Regions from separate parts of the Homo sapiens genome. Here region 1 is linked to region 2. Evidence: chromatin contacts called from ENCODE Hi-C or POLR2A ChIA-PET data. All regions are on one chromosome and are shown on one strand. Each heading gives the region's core, a stretch centred on a gene start or an enhancer-like site at or near the end of the contact. The rest is flanking DNA. Distances are from core to core; before and after follow the strand shown.

Region 1 (5,866 bases), core at 1,914-4,413, 170 kb before region 2:
GGAGGAGGGCTGCTTGAGGAAGTATAAGAATGAAGTTGTGAAGCTGAGATTCCCCTCCATTGGGACCGGAGAAACCAGGGGAGCCCCCCGGGCAGCCGCGCGCCCCTTCCCACGGGGCCCTTTACTGCGCCGCGCGCCCGGCCCCCACCCCTCGCAGCACCCCGCGCCCCGCGCCCTCCCAGCCGGGTCCAGCCGGAGCCATGGGGCCGGAGCCGCAGTGAGCACCATGGAGCTGGCGGCCTTGTGCCGCTGGGGGCTCCTCCTCGCCCTCTTGCCCCCCGGAGCCGCGAGCACCCAAGGTGGGTCTGGTGTGGGGAGGGGACGGAGCAGCGGCGGGACCCTGCCCTGTGGATGCCCCGCCGAGGTCCCGCGGCCGGCGGGGCCAGAGGGGCCCGGACGAGCTCTCCTATCCCGAAGTTGTGGACAGTCGAGACGCTCAGGGCAGCCGGGCCCTGGGGCCCTCGGGCGGGAGGGGGCAGTTACACGGCAGCGGCTCGAGATGGCCCATCCAAGAGACTGGCGCTTTCCAGGCTCCGAGGGGCTCCGGGAACTTGTCAAAGAAGTTCTCTGAAATTGTTCAGAAAGTTTTCCCGCAAAGGGTGTATTGCGTAGAGCGCGCGCGCGCGTTTCCCCCCTTCTTGAGCCCCCTCAAGCTTTCTCAAAGCCTTTCCAGTTGGCAGCCTCCGCCTCCGGACTGGCCTGGGCTGGATTCCTTGGGGGGGTCCTCTGCCCTGCCCCTCCTCCAGCCCCTCCCCGCTCCCCTTCAGACGATTTTGGTTTGGTTGCTCCTGCTTCTGGCGGGGTCGGGTGTGTGTGTGTGTGGTGGAGTGGAGGGTGGCATAGCAACCTGTCCCAACCAGAGCCGGGGAGGAAAGGGTGGCCCGGAGGGTGGCCTCTTGCTGGGGTCTGGGTTGGGGGCGGGGGAGACGTTTGCTTTGAACAGATTCTTGGGGCCAGCTTAGGGACTGTGCTCTGTGACTTTTGGAGCGCGTGGACCATGGAGGGGTGGGGGTGGGTTTCTTGGGGTGTAAAGTGGGAGAGTTCCCAGAGAAGGAAGCTAAGAAATAAGGCCAGATGGGAGCCTAGGGAGGGCTGCGTTGTTCTGCTGCCTTTTCCTTGGTGCTGTGCGTGGGGAAGGGTGAGTGGGGGCAGTGTGTATCCTGACCCATCTGTCCACCTGTGTGCATTAATCATAAAAGCTAACATATAGCCTGGGCCAGGTATACTCTGCCAGGAACTGTTTGTGGTGTTTTGCATGCATTCTCCTTTAATCCTAGAACACCCCTATAGTGGAAGTTCTGCCAGCATTCTGGACTGAGTAGCAGTCCAGAGGTTGAGTAGCAGCTAGTAAGTGGTGGGGTCAAGATGGGACCCCAGGCAGTGCGACCCCCAACCATGCATTCGAAATCGCTATATGGATGAGTGCACCTGGAGCAATGAGGGACACTGCTCCCTGAGTCACTGGGCTGCAGGGGAGACAAAATGAAAGTGTTCTGGGAGTCGTGGGTGGTCTCCATAGGTCAGAGGGTCTGGGGAGGGAGTGGGTGTCATCGTGGCTGTGTGTTGCCCGAGGGGCCCTCTGTGAGTGAGTGCATGGCCGTGTTATCTCTGCAGGTCTACGCCAGGGTGTTCCTCAGTTGTGTGGTCTTTGTATTTGTGTGTCTGGGCTTTGTGTTGCCAAACAGCAGTCTCTCTGCTGACTTGGGGACACAGGCTGAACTCTGTCCTCTGCAGGAACTCCCTTAAGGTGCTGGGCCAGATCTGCCATAAACAGAGGGAGGTAGCCTTCTATGGCCACGCCTTCTTGCTGAGGAAGAAGGTTCCTCTCTTCCAGGGAGTACATCCTTGCCCTCCCTGTTTCCCAGACAAGCATCTTCACCTCTCATCTTCTGATGAGAAGGGTGAGGCCATACTGAGCTGTCAGGCTGAGCTGCTGCCCTTCCTCACCTTGGGCTGGGAGTTGATCAGGGAATGGCAGTTGCTGCAGAGCTGGATTTGAGGGCTGGGTTCTCTGGATGGGGCCTCCTCATGTCCTCACCCCTCAACCTGCACTATTGATTGTGTTGTGCAGGAGTTAGTTAAAAAGTCATTGCACAGCCTGGGCAACAAGGCAAAACTCTGTACAAAAAATACAAAAATTAGTTGGATGTGATTACACGTGCCTGTAGTCCCAGCTACTCCGGAGGCTGAGGCAGGAGGATCACCTGAGCCCAGGAAGTTGAGGCTTGCAGTGAGCTGTGATTGCAAATGCTCTCCAGCCTGGGTGACAGTGTGAGACTCCGTTTCAGAAAAAAAGTATACCACCCAGCTGCCTCCAGCACCCAGATTTTACCCAAGGGGTGAGGTCTGGGGCAGGAATGTGGGGGAAGGGGAGGCCTAGGGGGAGCCCCAGAGGGGTCAGGATTTTTCTGAAATCCTTTCTTAGAGGTATGGGTTTTACAAATTGCAGCAAATACATCCTTTTAATCTTGCAGAACTCCTTCATATTTTAATTCCAGTATGATTCTTCCAACAGCCTCCTCTCTTTACTATACTTGGGGAAAGTACTCATTTTATTTGTCAAGAAAAAAACAATTGAAAAGATAGGGATCAAATGTAAAAAGAAAAAATACGTGGCATTCCAAAGTCAAACACAAAGCATGTTTAATTTTCTCGTGGTTTGGGATTACCCATATTCCTGCTGTATGAACCTGTCTTGTCTTAACTTTTAAGAAATGTACGGTGTACTTCCTATATGCTAGGTTTTTATCCATGCTTTCATTTAATCTCTGTGACAGTCCTGTGAAGTAGGTGCACAGATGAGAAAATGGAAGTTCAGAGAAATGAAGCAACTTATCCAAGGCTCCCAGCTACCCAGTAATGTCCAGGGAATTTTTGGACTCTGAAGAGGAGGCATTAAGAGGTGGTTAGAGTCTTATTCCAGCCAACAATAATGGGTTGAACAAAGCCTTAGGGGCAGGCAGGTGGCCAGATGGGAGGAGAAGCGCTCCTCTTGTTCAGGCGAATGACCTTTCCATCCACTTCTCTAGGCTGTAGAAAGTGGAGCTGAGCTGGGGGCCCTGAGGTTCCCTCTTGACTTCAGAGTCCTCTCCCTTCCTGTCCAGCCAATGCCTGTCTTCCTTTTGGGCCCTACCAGCATGACAGGGGGCTGCGGGCAGGAGGGGACAGAGGCCACGTTGACACACAGGGCTGTGGGTGAGAGAGACAGCTGAAGTGTCAGCGTGAGGGGCCAGTGTGGGGCTGCGGCTGGGAGGGCTGGGGTGGGGCCCAGGGTAGTTGTGCCTGTCCTTGGGTGATGGAATGATCTGGAAAGAGATTCCTTCCCTGCCCTCCACCTGTGAGAAGCCCCTCTAGAGTGACATCTCCATCTTATGTTTGGCCACCCATCCTCCCCCTGGGAAGAGAGCCGAGGTGGGGTAAGGGATGTGTACTCTTTCAAGGAGTGGGAGAATTATTCTAGCGAATGTTTGTGTTGTCCCAGTTCTGTTTACAAAGCCTCGTCATGTTTACAGATGGCTGCGCAATTCATTACCTCATTTAACTCTCATGTACCTCCTCTGAGGGAGTAAGAGCTGTTACAGCCAAGTTTAGGTCAGTAAATATTCACCAAGTTGCAGGTACTGCAGGGCATAGAGATGAATCCGATTTAGCTTCTGCCCTGGAGGTCTGGGAACTTGCTCAAGATCACTCAGTGAGCAGCTGAGCTAGGGTTCTCAACTAAAGACCCTGGGCCCAGGCCCTGGTCTGATGTCAGGCCTGATACACCAGGTGTTTGTGGTCGGGGAATCCCAGTGTCACTTGAATGGGCTGTGACATTATGGGTCTGGGAGAGCTGAGCTTTGGGGACACAGGTCATTTTACTGTAGTATTCATGGAAACCAAGGGAAGTATTGGCTTTTCTGCTGTGAGCAAGAGGAGCAGCTGGGGCTGCAAGCTGGTGGGGAGGAGAGAACCCACCTGAGAGAAACCTCAGGACTGGGGTCAAGTCCTGACCACCAGAGTCCAGAGAGACATGAAGGACTGTGACCAGCTCTGAGCAGAGAGATGGATTCCATGACCTCAACTGGTCCCTTTTGTTCGGAGACTCGTGACTGGACTTCATTCATCCACTCATTCATTCATTCACTCAGCAGACACTTATCTAGCGCTCCCTGTGGCTGGTCCTGCCTCATACTGTCTTTGCTCTGGAGAATTGGAGGTTGGGGTTCCTGAGGGGCAGGGTCCTGGAGACAAGGACACTCCTGGGTAGAATTAGGACCTACCCCCCAGGAAATCAACGGGGACCAGGTGCCGTGGCTCACACCTGTAATCCCAGCACTTTGGGAGGCCGAGACGGGCGGATCACAAGGTCAGCAGTTCAGGACCAGCCTGGCCAACATGGTGAAACCCGCCTCAACTAAAAATACAAAAATTAGCCAGGTGTGGTGTCAGGCACCCGTAATCCCAGCTACTGAGGAGGCTGAGGCAGGAGAATTGCTTGAACCCGGGAGGCAGAGGTTGCAGTGAGCCGAGATTGCGCCACTGCACTCCAGCCTGGCGACAGGGCGAGACTCCATCTCAAAAAAAGAAAACCAATGGGACAGGGCAGATATGGGGACAATGGTAAGGAGATGGGAGAGTGGGAGGGAGGTGTCAGGAAGACCTTCTTGACTTCATGTAGGCTGGTGGGGGTGTTAGCCAGCAAGCCTCCAGTTCCCTGGGAACCGTTCTCAGGGTACCAATTTTACCACCTGTCTGCAAACACTTTAAGATTCTTAATCAGACTCAAATTGGCCACAAATCAGGTAAACAAACTCACTAGTGGGGTGGGGCTACCACCCGTTCTGACCCTCCAGCCCAACCCAGCCCAGCCACCCTGCCCTCCGTAGAGCCTGTGGTGTTTATCGGTGGCATTGGGAGAATTAGTGTGTATTTATGTTGGCGTGGGGTGTGGGGTGGATTTGTGTGTGTGCAGTTAGGCCTAGTGGAAGGAATGTGGGATCTGAAGGCAGGCCAGCCTGAGTTCCAGTCCTGCCTGTTGCTCACAAGCTTTATGAGGCGAGAGCTAACCCCTGCCAGCCTCAGTTGTCTTCTTTGCAAGATGGAGGTTGCAGCCCCAGTCTCTGGAGCATGTTATGCAGATCCACCGAGAGTGCCTGCCAGGCACACAGTAGGTGCTCAGCTCAGTTACTGTGGCGGCCCCCACTCCCCATTGTTGTTGTTTTCCTATTGCCTGGCGGCCACAGCTGGTATCCCTTGAAAAGGGCTACAGGGGGTGGAGTCGGACCCTGCCCCAGCCCTGTGGAGACCCTGGGCTTGGGCCAGGGCCTGGGGTCTGGGCCTGCAGACAGCTGTGTCTATAAAGCAGCTGAAGGGCTGAGGCCGGGGGAGGTCCTGGCAGCAGGGCGTTATTTTGGGCCTGGCCTGCCACCCCCAGCTCCTGTTTCTCTTGGGAGTCTGTTGGGGGAGGAAGTGTGGGGAAGAGGAGGGGGTGCAAGTGGGTGAGGCATGGAGTGGGGAGGCCTCCCTCAGGGACATGGACCCTTGAGTTCTATTTCTGTTCCTCCCTCCTGTTCCTCCCTCTTTGTCCTTATCTGCCTAGAGAGGTGGGAATAGAGGCCATTCTGAGTATCACTAGGAGACCACCAGTTTGTGGCCACTGGCCACTGGCCCAGGCAGGGAACCTGGGGGCTTGCCCTACCAGCCTCTCCCAGCAATCTGAAGGCAGGGGGTACCTCGTATTACCCCCTAGGATTTGACCTTAGGCTCCAACTTGCTGGGAGAGCAGTGCCTCTGGTGTCAGACCCCAAGCCAGCCCTTGTGCTGTCCCTGAATCTGCATGTAGCCTGTGGGAGGCGGAGCAGTGACCGGCAGGAATTCTGGGCAG
Region 2 (5,807 bases), core at 3,308-5,807:
ATCGAGTTCCAAGGGAACTGCAAATGCCAACCGCTTTAAAATGTACCTTTCCCATATGACACCATTTACCCTTGGAAGAAAACAAGTTACTCAGATTAGTCTAATTCCAATAAACACTGAGGCCATGAAGGAAAAAATATCCAAAAGGGTTGATTATTCCACCCCAGATTTGCAGCCATTTCAGGGACACCCCTTAAGTGCTCTTCCTCTGCAGATGTAGGGTAGACCCCCCATGTCTGACAACTCTTTAGAAATAAAATTGCGAAGAAGTTATCACTTTCCAAAGGGCGGGGGAAGGACAAGTGAGAGACGTTAAGAGAACCGACGCGCTTTGTCCTCTGAAATACCTCATATTTACTTTTGACAAAAGAAGTAAATAGAAGCAAAACTGAGATTCAGAAGAAACTCTTTCTACTGCTTGCACAGGTTAAGTTTCTCAAAGACCCCGGAGAAAAGAAGCGGGCTGGAGGCTCACCTTCCATGTCGCTGCCGGGCCGGGCTGGAGCTGCCGCTGTGGCTACTCGGCCTCTCCACGTGCTCCTGCCGTCGCCTGGACTCAGCGCGCAGCTGGCGGGAGATTCCCGGCGCGGGGAGTCCCCGGGATCCGGCAGCCGCGTCGGCGCAGACTGAAAAGGGCAGGAGCCGGCGACCTGCCGGTGCGCGGGGTTACAGCGGCGCTGGCTGGCGGCGGCTTTAAAGGACGCTGGCCGCGGAGTGCCGCGGGTTCCGCGCCTCCAGCCCCCTTTCGAATGTCAAACCCAAGGAACCCCGACAGGATGGAAATGTCGCATCACTAAATTGTCTCAAAATGTCTATTTTAGAAGGATAATGGATGAGAAAAGTGACATCACACGGAGGGTCGGGGGTCAGCCTTGCTTTCTTGGCAAGCTGAAGTTCAAAGACGTTTATCTTAAATTGAGGAAGATCTGGAACTTTTTGTCTAGATTCAGTGATAACAGCCGTGGAAAGTATCAATGAGAACCCCCTTCTTTCAAAGTATTTTTTTTTCCTTCCTCACTTTTTCATTTCACATGGTAAAAGTTTTTGGTCCAAGTTTTCAGACAGTTGGAAAGGATTTTGGCACTTCTATCAATTCAACTTTTTAATTTTTGGAAGCATTTATCTCACTTTTGTTTTCCCTCTGGGAACTGCTTGATTTATTTGCCACCACTCACGCAATACTACCCACTCTATATAAATAGAGGGAGTGTTTTATAGAGTGTGTTTATTTTCTCCCAGCCTGCCTTCTTCTAAATACACACCTTACAAAAATACATATATGATGTACCAGAAAATTAAGCAAAGAAAGTAGAGCTAAGGGTGGAAGGTGGGGGCAGTAAGATTGTAAAATTAACTTAAAGATGTTAGTATACAGATATGTATCAGTCAACATCTTCTCCCAACACCCTCCCTACTGTCCAGAGGTAAAGCACACATTTGACTGCAGAGAGAGGAAAGGGGAAGTGACCACAAAACTGTTTTTCAAAGCAGAACTTTTCTTCACATTGAGGTCTAAGGGACATTGTTCAGGTGAGCCCTTCTAAAGATATCCAGCGTGTGGGACAATATACGAATGAGTCTCAAAAGGCCACTGTCACCGCTATTAGAAAATTATATTAGTGCATACAAATATATTTGAGACTTAAGGCTGAGGGTTTGTGCATCAGCTGTCCATATCAGAAGAAACCCACACTTACAAGTTAAAGTATACATGCTGTAATTTTATGAATTGTAGCTTTAAACAATAGTATGTCGTTGGTATAGGCAGTCTATGTGATGTGTGTATATATATTCAAGTGGGTGAAAAACTACACTGGCTTTAAGCACCACAGTAGCATCTCTATAACTGTATGAGTTGGGAGTTCTGCAGGATGTCAATTTTGGAGAAATACTCTAAACACTAGGTCTAATTTTAGTACTGAAAGGGGAAATTTGTTGTTTGTTAGTTTCTAAAAGCAAAAATAGCACATCAAAAGTAGCAGAAGAGGAACTGTAAAATTTCACAGGGATGGTATGAGGATGAAAAGTTATTTGGTTATGAAAAAGTTGTAGGCCAGGCGCAGTGGCTCACGCCTGTAATCCCAGCACTTTGGGAGGCCAAGGCAGGTGGATCACGAGGTCAGGAGTTCGAGACCAGCCTGGCCAACATGGCAAAATACTGTCTCTACTAAAAATACAAAAATTAGCTGGGCGTGGTGGCGCATGCCTCTAATCCTAGCTACTCAGGAGGCTGAGGCAGGAGAATCGCTTGAACCCAGCAGGCAGAGGTTGCAGTGAGCCGAGATCTTGCCACTGAACTCCAGCCTGGGCAACAGAGTGAGACTTCGTCTCAAAAAAAAAAAAAAAAAGTTGTAAGGAAACTTTATGATTTTCCATTACAATGTTCTTCTGTATATTTGACAGTGGAACGTGTTAGTACTCTGTAAATAGTTCAATACTGAGTATTTCGGACTCCCGAGAGTGATACCTAAGGGGATTAAAAGTGAATTGGTAAAATAACTTATGTAGCTACTCCACCTTCAAGGAGATGCAGCATAAATCCCCACTCTTTAAGTGTGGGTGCACAAAGTGACTTCCTTCCGAAGAGTATAGTATGAAAGCAGGGGAATAAGTTGACAGTGGAGAAACCTGACAAACAGTACCTCAGCCAGCAGACCAAGGTTAACATCAAGTGATAAGGCATGTTGATAGTATGTCCCCTTGATATGATGTGATGAGAATGTCATTTTATCTCTGTAATCTTCCTCCTAAGAATCCATAATTCTAGTCTAATATGGAGAAAGACACCAAATTCCAGTAGAGAGGCATTCTACAAAATACCTCACCAATTAAAGCCAGGTCAAGACCTTCAAACACAAGAAAAGTCTGACACAGCCAAGGGGAATCTAAGGAGATACGATGACTATAGGTAATGTGGGATCCCGCATGAGATCCTGGAGCAAAAAAACAAACGAGGTAGGGAGGACATTGAGTAAAAAACTAAGGAAATCTGAATAAAGTTTGGACTTCAGTTAATAGTAATATATCAATATCCGTTCATTAATTGTAAGAAATGTACCATACCAATGTAAGATGTCAATAATAGGGAAAATCGGGAGGGAGTATGTAAAAACTCTCTGTACTGTTTTTGCAAATTTTCTGCAAATCTAAAACTCTTCTAAAATAAAAAGTTTATATAAAAAGAGTGGATGGGTACTTTTGACAACTATTACTCATTTGGTTAAGTCTCCTCTCATAGGATTTAGTTTATCACACAGGATTTACAACTATCAATTACTTACAGTAACCAAAAAGTCAATAAAACACACTGTGGATATATAATGTACTTTGACTAAAACTGGAATGAAGAACTTGTAGGGAATCAAAGATAATGCCTAAATCTGTCTTCATTATCATCACCTTAAGAAGAGAACAGTTGAGACCAGACCATGTATCCAGACATGGTAACTGAAAATGGGTGGATCTGACTCACTGAGTCACATTTCATGGCTTATGCTATATAGGTAAAATTAACAGTGACTAAAAATGAAATTACTGACAAAGTTTGCTCCTGGACCATATGAGAGAGTCCAAGTACTGACTCGGCTCAAAGGAAATAAAACCGAAAACTCTTGATCTCACCCAAAATAACCATTCTGCACCCTGTCTGAACCTTGGGCTCTCTCTACTAACCAGCCTACTCAAAACCACTACTGAGAGTGGTGTCCCGCTGCTAAGAAACAGACAACACACAGGGCCTTTCGGGCCACCAAACTAGTAGCCAAGAAGGAACCATCAAAGACGCGGGCATGATCCCCTTTGGAGCTCCCCGATCTTGACTAGTCATCCATCCCTACAGAAAAGGCCAATCGGGCTCCATCCCTACAGAAAAGGCCAATGGGCCTTACAATTGGGCCCATTTTTAAAGCAAGGTCACTTCATCAACCTAGATACGTTTGCACTGGGGGAGGTCTCTCACATCGCCTCATACTTGAAGTGAAAATGAAGATTCAACGTTCCTCTAGAGTGGGAAGGCCCGGAAGCGCCTTCTTGGCTCAGTAGTGGCTCTTCTGGGTCTTGGTCTTGCTGGTAAAGAATGCAATTAGGTAAAAATCGCGTGTCAGTTTGAAAGAGATTCGACACCCAGTTTCAGCGTTCATGAGAAGAGAGGCGTAGGAAATCCCCACGCGGGCCTTTCTGCTTCACGTGAGGAGGAAATTGTCACAAGTCTCTGCCTTCCTCAGGTCCCCTTCCTAGGGGATTCCTCATCGCATCCCCTAGCCGCCCTACCCCACCACGGTCCTTGGGACCTCGCGGTGTTCTCTCCTTGATCCCTTCGGCCCCTAGACTGGGGAATCCCCGGAACGCGACACCGTGGCTTCTTTTCCTTTATTCTCTTCCTGCCTTCCGCTCCGCTCAGAGAGCAAGGGGCCAGGAGCGCGGGAAAATGGCGCCGGACGCGAGGCGCGAAAAGTTCGCATGCCTGCTGCCGCGTGGGCGCCAGAGGATCTGGCGATCGCCTGCAGCGCCGTCGCCCCGCCCCCGCGCGCGAGAATCGAAGCACGCACGCGTTCTCCTGCGCGTCCGCTCCCGCCGTTGCGACGGACGGGTAGGGGAGGCGACCCCGGCGTTCTGCTCCGCACTGTGGAGGAGGTGGGGAGGTGTTGGGCCAGGGCTGAGGTAGGAGGGAGTCTGTCCCTCGACGCCTCCTGCGACGCCAGCCCCTGAGCGATGATGCGAACGTGCGTCCTACTCTCCGCGGTGCTCTGGTGCCTCACAGGAGGTGGGGCTCCCTCCACCCGGTCCCCAGGCCTCTCCCTCTGCCCGAGCTTCCCGGTCCTGCCTCCTTCGCCTCGCCCTGCCCTGCCCGACTCTGAACCCTGCTCCTCTTCTAACTAAAAGTCAGTGTTTTATTTCCTCCGCAGTCCAATGCCCGCGTTTTACCTTATTCAATAAGAAGGGCTTCATTTATGGCAAGACAGGACAGCCAGGTAATAAGGGCCTCTGCACACGCGGGCCCATTGGAGGGGCCGGAACTGCGAAGCTCTTCCCGGAAGAGCTTCCTGGAGAGAAGGGGAACGAGCCAGCGTTTATTGAGCATCTATTATACTAAGCATCTGCTTGGCAGTTCACGACGGTCGCATTTTTTCATCCTTACAGCGATCCCTATTGTGTCGCCTTGCTTTAAAGCCTTACAGCTCACAAAGGGCTGGGATTTATTCCAGATCTCTCTCTCAGATGCCATCTCACTTCCAGGTGTCTCTGCTGCTTTGCAACGCGGGAAACCCACGCAAAGGAGTGATTTCCAAGGCCTTCTGTTTGGAATATCTTTAATCCTCCCCTTATTAACTGGAAAAACTCCCACGCATCCTTCAGGGCTCAGCTCAAATGTCCTTTATCTCTGCAGTGAAACTTTCCCAAGGAAAATTAGTTACACAGCTAATTTTAGATAAATTGAGCCAGTTGATAGAATTTGTCATGTTTAGACTCCTTCTGTGTTTGAGTTCTCTCCCCGACCCCCAACCAAATTGTAGGACGTTGTCTTTATGAGCCTGGCATTCAGTAGGCTTTAAAATTAATATCTTTCTGGGTTGCAGTGATTCCAAGCATACCATCGTTCTGTCCACCAAACCAGAAACAAGAAGTAATCACACATCTTCCTAATATGCCCAGATAGGCTTAATTATTGTTCCCAATGGAGAAAATTTACAGTTAAACATCAGGTTTCCCTTAGGGTGATCATGATCATCTATCTTTCTTTCTTTCTTTCCTTCCTTCCTTCTTTTTTTTTTTTTTTTTTTTTGACAGTCTCACTCTGTCACCCAGGC

The links. A loop is a pair of places that touch in the nucleus more often than their neighbours do. ChIA-PET counts read pairs that join two places held with the same protein, here RNA polymerase II (POLR2A). Pooled maps may share reads with other maps.
Region 1: a pooled map shows a loop between it and region 2 (2.5-fold over the local background). The contact joins the enhancer-like site here to the promoter of ZPBP2 in region 2. A Hi-C loop is called at or near these places in 1 of 168 maps with a recorded cell type or tissue (Calu3) and 4 of 50 pooled maps. POLR2A ChIA-PET finds 5 or more read pairs at or near these places in 5 of 52 experiments (H1, HEK293T, activated T-cell and 2 more).

Annotation. Positions count from the first base shown.
Region 1 is chr17:39,700,013-39,705,878 of GRCh38, forward strand. ERBB2 (erb-b2 receptor tyrosine kinase 2) reads left to right here and starts at 52. Exons shown (of 27, transcript NM_004448.4): 1 at 52-299. The coding sequence starts at 227. RefSeq lists enhancers at 1,034-1,535, 1,536-2,035, 4,782-5,654. Within about 2 kb of position 3,164, at least 11 of the 41 ENCODE cell types and tissues checked have a DNase peak (open chromatin) inside an H3K27ac peak, as active enhancers do.
Region 2 is chr17:39,863,645-39,869,451 of GRCh38, forward strand. ZPBP2 (zona pellucida binding protein 2) reads left to right here and starts at 4,558. Exons shown (of 8, transcript NM_199321.3): 1 at 4,558-4,762; 2 at 4,905-4,970. The coding sequence starts at 4,711. It overlaps IKZF3 (IKAROS family zinc finger 3), which reads right to left and starts at 668. Exons shown (of 8, transcript NM_012481.5): 1 at 476-668. The coding sequence starts at 482. RefSeq lists enhancers at 290-409, 420-509, 1,237-1,306, 3,378-3,597, 3,838-3,917 and 1 more and a silencer at 3,612-3,827.